Linked DNA regions of Homo sapiens: region 1 is linked to region 2. A link is a contact called in ENCODE Hi-C or POLR2A ChIA-PET data. All regions are on one chromosome and are shown on one strand. Each heading gives the region's core, a stretch centred on a gene start or an enhancer-like site at or near the end of the contact. The rest is flanking DNA. Distances are from core to core; before and after follow the strand shown.

What was found. A loop is a pair of places that touch in the nucleus more often than their neighbours do. ChIA-PET counts read pairs that join two places held with the same protein, here RNA polymerase II (POLR2A). Pooled maps may share reads with other maps.
Region 1: a pooled map shows a loop between it and region 2 (10-fold over the local background). The contact joins two enhancer-like sites. A Hi-C loop is called at or near these places in 1 of 37 single-sample maps with no recorded cell type and 3 of 50 pooled maps. POLR2A ChIA-PET finds 5 or more read pairs at or near these places in 1 of 52 experiments (B cell).

Annotation. Positions count from the first base shown.
Region 1 is chr6:158,285,961-158,293,530 of GRCh38, forward strand. It overlaps a transcript of TULP4 not described here. Among named protein-coding and RNA genes, the nearest start is that of TULP4, 23 kb to the right of the region's middle. RefSeq lists an enhancer at 1-253 and a silencer at 4,955-5,004. Within about 2 kb of position 4,276, at least 7 of the 41 ENCODE cell types and tissues checked have a DNase peak (open chromatin) inside an H3K27ac peak, as active enhancers do.
Region 2 is chr6:159,033,288-159,040,005 of GRCh38, forward strand. TAGAP (T cell activation RhoGTPase activating protein) reads right to left here. Exons shown (of 10, transcript NM_054114.5): 8 at 5,827-6,022; 9 at 4,827-4,941; 10 at 1,194-3,837. The coding sequence ends at 2,540. The region is part of intron 3 of TAGAP-AS1 (TAGAP antisense RNA 1); the gene reads left to right. Among named protein-coding and RNA genes, the nearest start is that of TAGAP, 8.3 kb to the right of the region's middle. RefSeq lists silencers at 5,636-5,836, 6,496-6,696 and enhancers at 5,850-5,949, 5,960-6,009. Within about 2 kb of position 5,238, at least 2 of the 41 ENCODE cell types and tissues checked have a DNase peak (open chromatin) inside an H3K27ac peak, as active enhancers do.

The DNA of each region.
Region 1 (7,570 bases), core at 3,026-5,525, 750 kb before region 2:
ATGAAAATGCCAGGGGATTATTTTTGCAAGTAAAAAAGATGGCAGCAGATGTGAAAACAGATTTACTCATCATGATGTAAATTGGTGTTTTGTTTTCATTTTAGTTTAACAATATATAGGTATTCATGAAAATATTTGGCTGTAAAAAATTAGGAAAATTACAAACTGCCATTATCTGTTGCAATTCATTCAATTCAGTTTTTTTTGGAAAGAACTTGAAATTGTAAGTTAAAAAATTTACTGAAATTTGTGCTAGTTAAGCTTTAAGAATTCTAAGTAATAATCCAAAAGACATTCTAAAATTCAGATTTATCAAAATCAATTGTACCTTTCTTTGTACAGATATAATAATTTTCTGGAATATGGAATGTGGTGGTAGAAGTAATGCAGAATTGTTTTGCCATAGCCTTTGTTTTCTCTCGCAATTATTTCTGTGTTTCTTCTGTTTTATAAAGGAAATGGATTGTGTTTAGTAATTTCCTCTGTACCTGTAACCACGAGAGTAAACTTTTTATTACATCTAAACTTGTTTATTCTTGTATACATGCTAGATCATAGACTAGTTGAAATTTTCTGTGTTACCATGGGTCTGTGAAAAGATCTTGTCTTACTGGTCTTGTATTCCTAGTAAATTTCAGTATGATGATATCACTTAAACACTGTAACTGTGGGACATTGGCAGGAGCTTGGGGATATTTTTAGCTACTTGGAACTCTTATTGTAATGGTATTTATTAGTAATTCAAGACAAATTTTATTGTTTAATTATGCTCTATGGGTTTATTGCCATCCAAGACTGCAGTGTTTTAGATGACTAGAATTTAGCTTTTTAAGAACCCCAAATTTTTATTTCAGCTCTTTCAGTGGAAAATTTTCTAAAATATGCTATTTCCTTCTTAATGAGAAGATAGTGAACATAATAGGACTTGTAATTTCCCACTTGAGTTCATCTCTTTATTCTTTTGTGAGGACGCACAGTAATGCTTTTGGAAGGGGTCAGCATGTTGGGCTTCTTCCTACATTTAATGGTCATTTGCCAACAGATATTTACTGAGTTCTTTTCTAGGTCTGGAGATTCAGTGATGAAGGCATTATTTCTTGCCCTCAGAAGGTTCATATTGTAGTAGGGAAGATAAACCAGGTAGTAAATCTTAGAACACAATGGGATGTTTACAGTGAAGAGGAGAGGCCAACCTGGAGTATATGGGTTTGAGATCCATACAGATCTGGGTTCAAATTACAGGGTGAATGGAGTTGTTAAGCTCCATCTAGCATTTGCGTGGCCAGACATATGCATGTGTAGTGTTTATTTCTGTCGTGGCAGTAAAAAGACTTCTCCTGTAGTTTATTGGCCTATAAAATAATATAATTTACGACATCATTGGAAAAGTATTTTTATTCCTATGTAGGGTCATTTGTTTCTAGAGTAGAACAGTTTTAACACCGTATACAAATAAAAGCACTTTTATTCAACTGAACATGCATTTATTGAATACGTAATATATACGTACATTTTGCTTGCTAGATGTCTTGATGAATAGACATTTAAAAGTCCTTACCCTTAAGTAATTCCCAAGTTAGCACGGATGATAAGGGCTCAAATACTTATAATATGGTGTAGAATTGAATGAGCAACTTAAGATAGAAACATTTGCTGTAGAAGACCATACTTACTAGGGAGGAACTGGCAAGGATTTATGGAATCGGTGATGTCGAAGCTGCATCATGAAAGATGGCTAAAGTTGGGGGAATTTGGGATGAGCATTGTACTTGGATGGATTAGCTTGGAGCTTAGTCCAGGCAGTAAATATATTCATACTTTGAAAGGAGAGTAATTTTTATAGAGGACCCTGGTGGAAGACAAGACTGGCACAATAGGTAGGTGTATGGCCCTTCTGTGAAGGCCCTTGAATGCCAGGCTGAGGAGGGTGTTCTTAGCCAGTGAATGTGACCAAGTGACTGTTTTTAAAGTGGCAAATGATACTATTGCAGCTGTCCTTTAGCCCACTGGCAAAACGGGTGAATATTAACTGAGGGGAGGTCATGTGGTCTACGGTGAAGAGCACTGAAATTATCAATTGGTTTGAATTCTGGCTTCAGCACTTAATATGCTGGGGGGACTTCAACTTCAGGCAAGTTGCTCAAAACCTTTCTGAGCCTCTATTTCCTCATAGAGAAAATGGGAATAATGATTCCTTTTATATGGCTGTCTTAAATGACATAACATTTATGAAATCACCTTTAATAATTTGCATGTCCAGTTTGTTTGGGATTTCAGCCTAGGTGGTTTGTTTTCTTTCTTTCCAATCTTCCTATACCTTATATTGATTTTTGTTGTCTTCTGTGGTAGCTCGGACCTCCAGTACTGTGTGGTAGTAGGGTTCTCATCTTTCTACTTTGTCTGGGATTTCTAGCACAGCATGATACAGACATCTTTATCTTAATTCTTAAATATGATGTTTGCTATAGATTGTAGGTAAATATCCTTTATCAGAAAAAGGAAATTCTCTTCCTAATTTGGAATCTAAAAAAAAAATGAGTGTTGAATTTTTTTTTTTTAAGAAGGAGTCTCACTCTGTCGCCCAGGCCGGAGTGCAGTGGCGTGATCTCGGCTCACTGCAAGCTCCGCCTCCCGGGTTCACGCCATTCTCCTGCCTCAGACTCCGGAGTAGCTGGGACTACAGGCACCCGCCACCACGCCCAGCTAATTTTTTGTATTTTTAGTAGAGACGGGGTTTCACCGTGTTAGCCAGGATGGTCTCGATCTCCTGACCTCGTGATCCACCCTCCTCGACCTCCCAAAGTGCTGGGATTACAGGCGTGAGCCACCGCGCCCAGCCATGAGTGTTGAATTTTAGGATACTTTTTTGCTTGTATTGCAATAATCTTTTTCCCTGCTCTTTACTCTTTTAGTATGATGAATTATATCTAATAGATTATATTTCTAATTAGTAGACAAACAGATTTTCTAATAACCTCTTAGAACTAGTTGTGGCTATTATCACTTTTTAAATATTCTGATTGAGTTTGTGTAATACTGCTGTAGGCTATTCCTGAATGTTTGGTAGAACTCGTTTGTAAACTATATGGCCTGATTTCTTTGTGGGATGATTTTAAACTACAGATTCATTTTCTTTAGTGGTTATAGAACAATTTAGACTGTCTTTCTTCTTGAGGTAGTTTTGTTAAATTGTGTTTCTTAGGAATTTACTCATTTCATATGTTATCTAATTTTATAACATTAAGTTGTTCATGGTATTATTTTATCTTAAGTTTCATGGTGTCTGTAGTTAGTTGTAGCCCTCTTTTCATTGTCAGTATTTATTTGTGCTGCTCTGTCTTTATCTATCTTGCCAGAGCTTTGTGTCTTTGATTACATTTTGCAAAGAATCAGTGTTTGGCTTTGTTTAGCTTGTCTAATTTTTTTTTCTTTTTATTTATTTAATTTCTGTTTTTACTATCTTCTTCCTTTACTCTCTTTTGGTTTATGCTGTACTTTTCTAACTTCTTTAAGTTGAATGTTTAGCCCCTTAATTTATAACATGTTTTCTTTTCTAACATAAGTTTTATAACATTTTATAACAGTTTCTTCTTTTATAACATAAGTTGTTGTTGTTGTTTTGTTTTGTTTTGTTTTTTGAGACAGCGTCTCATTTTGTGGTCCAGGCTGGAGTACGGTGGTGCAATCATGGCTTACTTCAGCCTTGACCTCCTGGGCTCAAGTGATCCTCCTACTTCAGCCTTCTGAGAAGCTGGGACCACAGGCATGTGCCACCATGCCTGGCTGATTTTTTAATTTTTTGTAGAGACGGGGTCTCACTGTGTTGCCCAGGATGGTCTTGAACTCCTAGGTTCAAGCAGTCCTCCCACCCTGGCCTCCTAAAGTGTTGGGATTGCACATGTAATCCACCATGCCCAGACTAACATAAGCATTTAAGGCAATGAATTTTCTTTCAAAATACCACCTTTGCTATAGCCAAGAAGTGTTTTGTTTTGTTTTGAGACAGGGTCTCACCCTGTCACTGGAGTGTAGTGGCGTGATTAATGGCTCACTGCAGCCCCCACCTCCTAGACTTAAGCCATCCTCCCACCTCAGTCTCTTGTGTAGCTGGGACCATAGGCGCATGCCACCATGCTGGCTAATTTTAAAATTTTTTGTAGAAACGGGGTCCCACTGTGTTGCCCTGGCTGATCTCGATCTCCTGGGCTCAAGCATCCACATCAGCATTTGTTATTTTCTGACTCTTTTAGTAATAGCCATTTTAACTGGGGTGAGAAGACATCTGCTTGTGGTTTTGATTTGCATTTCCCTGATGATAGTGATGTGGAGCACTTTTTCATGTACCTGCTCTCCATTTGTTGTCTCCTTTTGAGAAATGTCTTTTCAGATCCTTTGCCCATTTTCAAATCAGAATGTCTTTTGCTGTTGAGTTCCTTATATATTCTAGTTGTTAATCCTTTGTTGGATGAATAATTTTGCAAATGTTTTCTCCCATTCTGTGGATTATGTCTACTTCGTTGATTGTTTCCTTTGCTGTGCAGAAGCTTTGTACATTTTCATTTATTTTTCCTTTTGTATTGTTTTTCTCTTTCTAGGGGATTGATTTTGGTCTCCCCTGCTCCCACCTCCCTTCTGTTTTTACCCCTCCAGTGATTTAGAAGTTTTATACTTTATTTCTAGTTTTTTAGTGATTGCCCTTTAAATTTTACCATGCTTACCTAAGATAATTAAGTATAAGGTTGAGTATTTTAACTATCCTTCTAAAACAATATAAAGGCCTTAGAGTACTTTTGGCTCTGGTCATCCTTGTTTGATCAAATTGTCTTTTTTTTATTTTTTAGTTTTCTACCTTCCCCCCCACATTTGTCATAGACACAGTCTAGTGGTTAAGCACATAAACTAGAAACTGAAACCGGCAGCCTGGTGTGACACCCAGCTCTGCTGCCTACCGGATAGTGTCGGGCAAGCATTTAACCTGCCTGTGCCTCAATTTCCTCACCTATAAAATGTGGACAACAAAAGGATCTTTCTCATAAGGCTAAGGCTTTTCAATGAGAAATATAGTACCTATAAAGCATTAAGAGCTATACCTAGAAGTTGATAAGTACTGTGTATTAATATGAGTCTGCTGTTTCTGCTTTATTGTTCTGTTTTGAACAGACATTGTTTAATTTTACCTACATATTTAACAATTTCTTTTTTCGTTGTTTCTTAGACCTTCCTTCTGAGACATTTTCCTTCTACCTGAAGAATATTGTTTAGATGTTATATTGCGAGGTCAGTTGGCCTTAAATTTCAGCTGTTATTCTTTTGAAATGGTCTTCTTATTTCACTCTAATTCTTAAAAGACAATCTTTCTGGGAATATAATTGTGTTTTCTTTGAGTGCTTTGAAGATACTATTTCATTGATTTTGGCAGCCAGTGCCGCTGTTGAGATGTCTCTGTCATCTAATTGTCATTCTTTTGTAAGCACCTGTCTTTTCCTTTTGGCTACTTCTGAACTCTTCTCTTGGTGTTTTTATTGTGCACTTTTACTAAAGTGTGCCCAGGTGTGGATTTCTTCTTTATTTCTCCTGCGTGGCATATATTGTGCTGCTTCTTGTGTCTGTGCATTTTTTTTTATCAGTTTTGGCAAATTCTCAGTTGTTATGTCTTCAGATATTTCTTTTCCATTTTCTCTGTTCTGTCCCTTTAGAATTTTAATTAGATTTGTCCTTTTTTAATCTATCTTTCATTTCTCTTGATCTCTTATATTTCTATCTCCTTGTGTCTCTGTGCTATAAAAAAATTGGGTAATTTCTTGAGCTATTAGATTGAGTTCATTAATTCCTTTTTTAGCTGATGTCTTAATTGTAGACTGCATTTTATTGAAGGAATAGGTTTTTCATTTCTAAAAGATTTGGTTCTTTCTGGCATTTTAGATAGTGTTTTGCTTTCTAATTCCTTTAAACATTTCAAACCTAATTATTTAAAGTTCTGTTTATTTCAGTTTCTGAAGATTTGGGGATCTAAATTTGTTGTTTGTACTGAGAACTCATGGTGACTTATTTTGTGTGTTTAGTAATTTTTAATTGTAAACAGATTTTTGGTTGAACCTTATCTGGGGGAATCCTTATTTCCTAAATTGGGACAGTTTGCATGCAGCTAAGATTTGTATTTGCTCTGATATACAAGGATGTTAGAATTGTGGGACACTTTAGCCTGTGAGTCCTGCTGAATGTGTGTGACTCAGGTTCAGCCTCTGTACCTAGAGGTTGGACCAAAGTCTCGATATCTGATAGAATGACCAACTGTCTGGTTAGTCCAGGACTGAGGGGTTTCCTGGGATGTGGGACTTTCATTGCTAACACTGGGACAGTTCTGGGTAAACTGTGACTATTGGTCACCCTAATTCCGATTCCAGTGCTTGTTTTGTATCCGCTCTTGTGTCCCCTGTCAGATGACCCTGGCTTTCCCTTATGTTTATGTGTATGTGCCTTCCATAGAGATTTTCTATACTTTCCTGCAAGTCCAGCAATTAAAAATTACATTTGTTGTAATTTACTCAAGATCTAGTAGTGTGCAGAGGCCCTTTCAGAGCATTGTGGAAGTGTAACATGTAATTTTACTTTTTACTTCCTGAGAACGTCTTTTCATGTTGTTTTGTAGTCTTCTACCATATAATTATTAGTGGTTTTATAGTATTCTGTTTTATGTCTTTATCAACGTTTATTCAACCAATACCCTGTTTGGACATACTGATTATCTCATATTTTTCCCTTATACAAACGCTATAAGAAATCCTTATAGCCAAGTCTTTGCACAGTGTAAGATTATTTCCTTACGATAAACTTCCAGAAGTGGAATTGATGAATCAAAAGGTTTTGCAGCATTTTAAGTCTTTTTGAATTATATCACCAAAGTACTCTCTCATTTCTGTGTACCCTGTGTGACATGTGACACAGGCTATTATTTCTTTCAGACTTCGTTGCTTTGATAAATAAAATGCCCCCCTTTTTAATGAAGGCACCTGACTTTTGATACTGGTGAGCCCCAATATGGTACCACAGTATTTTAATATCTGAGTATCAGGTGTAGATTCACTCTAAGAAGTAGCTAACTTCCACTTTCTTTTAAACTACTAATCAAGCAGTTTGTCTGCAAGCTCCATTCCCTCCTCTCTCTGTACAGATAATTACATGTTCATATTCTCAGAATCGGCTATTGAAATCAGCCATATAAAGTAAATAGGGAGTAGCTTTCCTTGAAAATACACCTCTTTGTGATTCTCTGAACTTGGCAGTGGACCTGTGGCCCTTGTGGCTTTTGCTCACAGGGCTGAAATGCCCACAGCCTTGGGCTTCCAAGTGGCTGGTGTTGACCTGGGGTTCACACACAGAAACTCATTCAGTTCATGTTTATTGTTTCCCACTTCCCTAAACTGAGGCAATGTGCCATGCTCAGTACCTTATTGAACACTTAATTCAGTGCAGGGGTACTGGTGGGAATTGCAGGTAGCATAAAAATTGGAGTAAAACATAGCCTCTGTTTATGAGTATATGATTTAGGTAGGGATAATTAATTAAATAA
Region 2 (6,718 bases), core at 3,988-6,487:
CTGGAACCTATTCTCCCTCACAGCCCCAGAAGGAACCAACCCTGCTGAAACCTTGACCTTAGACCTCCGGATTTCAGAACTGTGAAACATACATTTCTGTGGTCTGAGCCGCCTGATCTATGGTACTTTTTACAGCAGCTCTCAAAAACTAATATACTTGGGAGCCAGGTTGGGAAAACCTGTTTGAAAGGCAGATGGACTCCATAGATAGGAGTGGGGCTACCACACTGTGCAATATTTGAAATAGTCAACTGTTGCTGTCTGCACTGTTCAAAGACTAACAATGACATTTGCTTGGGCAGGGAGCTCCTAAACGTTCGTCAGCAAAATGTGCTATTCATTTGTGTAGAGGACTTCCAGTTTCATTCCACTTTTTTAAAATAAGGAAATTTGGGTAGGGTTTTCGTGACCTGAGTCGGGTTTTCGTGACCTGAGTAGGGTCACACGGAGATCAGGTGAATGGTAAAGTGGGAATACATTTGTAACTTCCTGGTTTGTAGTCTTAGTGGTCTATTGATGGGAATCCTCTGATTCTCAATAAGAAGTGGCTATTATTAGAGGCAGAGGATTTTTTTTTTCGGTACTGAAATACTTAGCACAGTGCCTGGCACGTGGTAGATGCTAAAATTGTAACTATTGCTATTAGTGACCAACTCTGGAAAAGGACTGCTTTTCTTAAGTTAGCAGTCAGGTAAGCTCTGCCCCATGAAATTTATATATTATTGGGGCTTAATAAAGTTTTATTATTTATTTTATTTATTTATTATTTTAATTTTTTGAGACTGAGTCTCACTCTGTCACCCTGGCTAGAGTACAGTGGCACGATCTCAGCTCACTGCAACCTCTGCCTTCCAGATTCAAGTGATTCTCCTGCCTCAGCCTCCCAAGTAGCTGGGACTACAGGCACCCATCACCACACCTAGCTATGTTTTGTATTTTTAGTAGAGATGGGGTTTCACCATGTTGGCCAGGCTGGTCTCAGACTCCCAATCTCAAATGATCTGCCCACCTCGGCCTCCCAAAGTGCTGGGATTACAGGTGTGAGCCACCACACCTGGCCCATCAATAAAGTATTTTTAATATTAGGTCTGAGTATGCTGCCTTGAGCAGTCTATTTTACAACATTATTAACTTTGCCCATTATTGATAAATCATCTCCGAAAAGACTCAACACAAAATATTTCTATAACAAATCAGAAGCATGCATGATATTTTATTTTAAAAAGATAAAATAAGGAAAATTGAAGTCCAGCATCTCTAAGATACTGGATAAATATCTTAATAATCGAACAGTAAAGCTCTAATACAGTACAAACATTTTACCATTATGTTTGCCAATAATTAAGCAAACTGAGCATCATAAGAATGAGGTGAGATGTAAAATTACTGGAAAGTTTAATTCACTAGAAATGAGAAATTTTACATTTGTTATATTATCCTGTATTTGTGTACTACATTTTTCTGGCAGAATGACTCCTTGCTGAAAAAAAATGGCTTAAAGTAGGTGCTTTTTTAATGGTTTTGCAAATTCTGGAGAACAGGGACTGCTTCTTCCTAAACAAGATCCCCGGTCTTGCTATTAGTCTAGAATAGTGAATATATATTTAATAAATGCTTGTTGAGTGAACCAATATGTGAATGATTTTCTTAGTGGATTTCTATTAATTGAGGGAAAGGAGTTAACATGTCAATAAAAAAAGAACATTTTTACTTTCAAATAAGGAAGGCAATTTATTGTAGTGAAATTACATTGAAGTTTTATATATGACCCCCAATGCATATAAAATCATTTACCTCCACATTATAGGATAGGATATCATGAACTACAAAGATACTCAAAGTGCTATAGATGAGTTAATATTGATGTAATACATTTTCATTAATCTACCCACATTTAATTGGATGATTGAAAGGACACGTTGAAGTGTTTTTCATGATTTTTGCTACGGCCCCAGCTTTTACTGGAGTTTTTAATGCCTTTGATGACTCCAGACACTCAACTCTGTTCCTTGCAGTCTGTTTCTTTCTTCTATGGTGGTGATTAGTTATTGCAAGACTGCTTATATAGAGTAATATATAGTTTACTCTGGTATGGAGTAAACTTATACCAGAGATTTAAACATTTCTCCCTAAATGGAGTTTGTGGAAGATGTGAAAATTGGCATGACATTTGAGGCCACATTAAAAAAGCGAAGATAATTTTTAAACACTAACCAAGAGAAAAGTGCCCCAGGAAGCAAGGAACAGCAGTGTACTTCACTGCAAGTTCAAAACGTGTGCAGGGATTATTAGACATCCTTTGCACCTAACACCTTATCTATAATACATTTGATACATTTTTACATATTGCACAAATCCAGGTACACAGAGACTATCTGATGCGCCATGGCCATGGTGTAGCTATCCTCACTGAGGAGGGCTTTCCACAACTTTCTCAAGGAGCTTATTCAAGACCTTTTAAAAACAATCTACAGGCAGTTCTTTACAAGTCTCATATTTACAGATAGCACAAGCTATGGCATGGCGTATGGCCTCCCTCCTAAATATACGATTCTTTGGCATATTGGAATTGGTCAGCCTCAAAGACCGGCTGGCTACATCGTCGCACGAGACAGTCCCGCTTATTCCTCTGCACGGACTCGGAGACGGTCCTCAGCGGGAGGAGCTCAGGTCTCCCTGGGCCAGACACGTGCCCCAGAGAGTCCCCAGAAGCATGGACAGTTCTGCTCTGTTTCCATCGCTCAGGCAGGGGAGAGAGTCCGTGGCCAGGGAGTGGCTCTTTGCTGCCCCTGTGTCTTGAGTCCTCTACGTGGTGAGCAGGTGGAAGAGGGGGTAGGAGGCAGTGCGCCTCCAGCATCCTCGCCCTCATGCTCCCCACCGTCATGCTCCCCACGGTCTGGCTCTCGGAGGCCACTAGTCTGGCTGCCGGGCCCTGCATGGCCTCTTCATAAGAGGGTGGGCTTCCAGGCCTCTCCCAGTCAGCTCCCTGGAACACATCATCCACCGAGAGGGCGTGGGGTCTCAGGCAGAAGCCGCGGGCTGTTTGGTTGTGGGTTTCACACCCATTTTCCTGCACGATTCGGCCGGCAAGCTGGCTTTCCTTTCTGACACCCCTCGGGACGTGGTCCCTGGTAAAGTCTTGCGATTTCCCAGAGCCCGCGCTGAGGTTTTTGGTCAGCACTTTTTTGTGAGGGGCAAAGGTGAAAGACATGGAGTGCTTTTTAATTTCTCGGCTGGGCTTGCCTTTCTCTGTCTTTGTGGTGAAAGACTGATGTCTGCTGAAGAAATTTCTTTTGGGACTGGAAGGAGAAGCCACGGGCGAGCTGTCAGAGGACGCGTCCAGCGAGCTGCTGGAGAAGGCTTTGAGAACCAGTGCCCGCGGGAGCACCGAACCCGGGGCCAAGTTCTTGATCTTCAGGTCCACCGGCCTCTTGGTTTTGCCTTGCACTGCAGGGAAGACCTCCTCTGGAAATGGGTCTTCAGCCTCCTCACTTTCCAAACGAGAGCCTACCCGGGGCACGGGGAAGTCCCCTTCACTCTTTGTTAGTGTTTGGTTTGTCACCCGGCTCTCGAGGCACTCCTGGGAGGATGGCATGCTGGGCTCTGAGTATCTCCTATCGGGCTGTGCGAGGGAGCTTTTCAGCCTGGCCACGGTGCTCACAATGGGCTCTGGGCTGACCTCTCGGGCATCCTGTGGGCCCGCGCTATCCAAGCCAGCAGCTGTGGCCATGGGCACCTGGGGCTGCCTGCTGGGAGAGCTGATGCCACTGCTGCTGTTGGATTCCACATCAGGGTCGTTGCTGTCGTAGGCTGAGTCATTCTGCAGGGTCGACACATCTGGGGGAAGTCAAGCAGCAGTTGAACATTTGTTTGGGTTTATTTATTTATTTATTTTTATTTGTATTTTTTATTTTCATTTTTTGAGATGGAGTCTCGGTTTGTTGCCCAGGCTGGAGTGCAGTGATGTGATCTCGGCTCACTGCAACCTCTACCTCCCGGGTTCAAGTGATTCTCCTTCCTCAGCCTCAGTAGCTGGGATTACAGGTGCCCGCCACCATGCCTGGCTATTTTTTCTATTTTTAGTAGAGACGGGGTTTCACCATGTTGGCTAGGCTGTTTTTGAACTCCTGATCTCAGGTAATCTGCCTGCCTTGGCCTCCCAAAGTGCTGGGATTATAGGCGTGAGCCACCACACACGGCCATTTAGGTTCTTTTAGAAATGAACTTTGCTACAGTTCGCCCTGCTCATACCAATCAGGGCACTAGGTGATTTATTAGCAGAACTACTTAGGGGCTTGATATGACAAGAAATGTACCACATGAAAAGTTTATTTCTTTCTGAATTTATTTTGAGATCAGAAGAAAAATAGGGAAAGGAAATGAGTAAAGGAGGGAGGAAGGAGAGAAAGAGAGGAGAGAATAAGAAAAGAGAGAACAGCATTTCACTGAAAATGTATTGACCTTAATTTTTAAAACTGCTCCTTTTACTGGACCCATTTTCATTGTGATGGAGTCATATCCCATGAAGTGGAAACAAAAGTTTCTCACTCCAACTCCAGAGCTAAAGGTAGCTTAGTGAAATCAGCAGTGATTTGCGATGTACACTGGGAAGGGGGAAAGACTATCTGTGGTCTGAGGAGGCGCTGCAGGAAAAGCCCGGAGCAGGGTTTTCATGTTTAATGACTTCCTAATGGACTGGAGTCTAGTCTGACTCGGTGATTTGTGAAGGTAACTTCTGCCTCAAATATCAGAGATGCTTTACATGACTGGCAGACTGGCATGAACTTTTCCCTACAATCGTAATCAAATGATAGCACATTCCATACCTGAACTGTCAGTGTGCTCCAGGGAGTCATCAGAAGTGATACTGGAATGCACTGGAATGTTCTCCCCAAATATTTCAAAGCAGTTATCAATGAGGAATTCCACCAGTGTCTTCACCTGTGAGGAAAAGTAAGCAATTTGTCAGCTTGAAGACTTTTTTTTTTTTTTTTTTTTTTTGGAGGTGAGGAAGAATGGGGACACTGGAGTCAGGTGCCAAAATGAGAATCTGAGATCTTTATGTGTCTGAAAAGAGCATACAGAAATTTGGTAACAATCAGATACTTTTTTTTTTTTTTGAGACAGGCTTTCACTCTGTCACCAGGCTGGAGTGCAGTAGCCTGATCTCAGCTCACTGCAACCTCTGCCTCCCGGGCTCAAGCGATTCTCCCGCCTCAGCCTTCCGAGCAGCTGGGACTACGGGCGCCCGCCACCACGCCTGGCTAATTTTTTCTATTTTTAGTGGAGACGGGGTTTTGTCATGTTGCCCAGGCTGGTCTCAAACTCCTGAGCTCAGGCAATTCGCCTGCCTCGGCCTCCCAAAGTGCTGAGATTTCAGACGTGAGCCACCATGCCAACAATCACATACATTAAAGTTAGATACTCCTTGGTGTTTTGAGACATGCATTTTAAATTTAAGAACTTAAAAAAATTTAAAGTATTAATAAAATTTTCATTTAAGTAAGTAGTGTCCCAGATTGATAGACTGATAGACTGTGGTGTACAAAACACAAAAACAAAAGGGCTTTTTTATATCGGGAGAGAGTGATGTAAATACTCGCAGCACTCATCTGTCTCACAGATGACAGAAGACACGGATTTATTCAGTTTCATTAGATACATGTATCTGAGAGAGTGGAACTATGACAAAAGCATTTTGCATTTTATATTTTCACTGTGATTCTGAGTCAGTTGGAGACATTCTGAAGCATTTTATTGCCTGGACTTGGCAAACAGATGGTGAGATCATAAGTTGGGGATTTCTCATCAGTAAGCAGAACAAACCTTGTTGTTCAGGTCCTTCTGGGCTTCAAATGACAGGCTCTGGTCATTCTCCAGGGTGAGCATGTTGGGTCCAATGCAGATGGCCAGATTGCTGGAGTCCATCCTGTTCACCTCAGAGTTCTTGCTGATGAGGTGCAGCACATAGACCAAGTGCTTGAGTAGCAGGAGGTTGGGCCGGGGGAGCTTATCTGCAACCCTGGAATAAAGTGAAGGGATGTTAGTTTTCAAAAAGGCTAATGGTCTTCAGTGTAGCAAGCTGAGAGTTTCTGCCGAAACCAGACTTCCTTTAAAATGAGGAAGGTGCATTTTCACAAGTAATATTGTGAAATGCTCATTCAGACACTTCCAGTGGCAACTGACACAGAGTGAGACTGGTTAACCACAAGGTCTTGAGGAGCTAAGAAACTGGCCTTTGTAATTGGGACACCAATAACACAGCCCTTTATTATTTATACAGAGCTTAAATTATGAAGCCAATCTGCATTAAACACCATAGTTTGCCTTTATGTTTAGAAAATAGTTTTGTTGAGTAATCATTTAGTCATGTAGAATTTCTTTCTGTTTCTAACACGACTAGACTGGTTTTCTTGCCTTAAAACAAAGACGGAAACAAAACTATAATTACCAAACGAAGATGACACATTTTTACAACATTCTGAGAAAGCTTTATGAAGACTAAATCAGTTTCTAAGGGCATGTTCATATAAGGCGGCACTTAAATCGCAACATTGTTTCTAATGATAAGAAATTAGACTTCTTAAAGTCTCACTTTTTCAAAAACGAAATGGTGATTATTTTCATTTCTCAGAAGAAGGAATTGTTATAAAAATGCCTTATGTCTAGGTAGAAACTCATTGTGATAATCTTAGAATTTTCATTTTGGGACAGACAT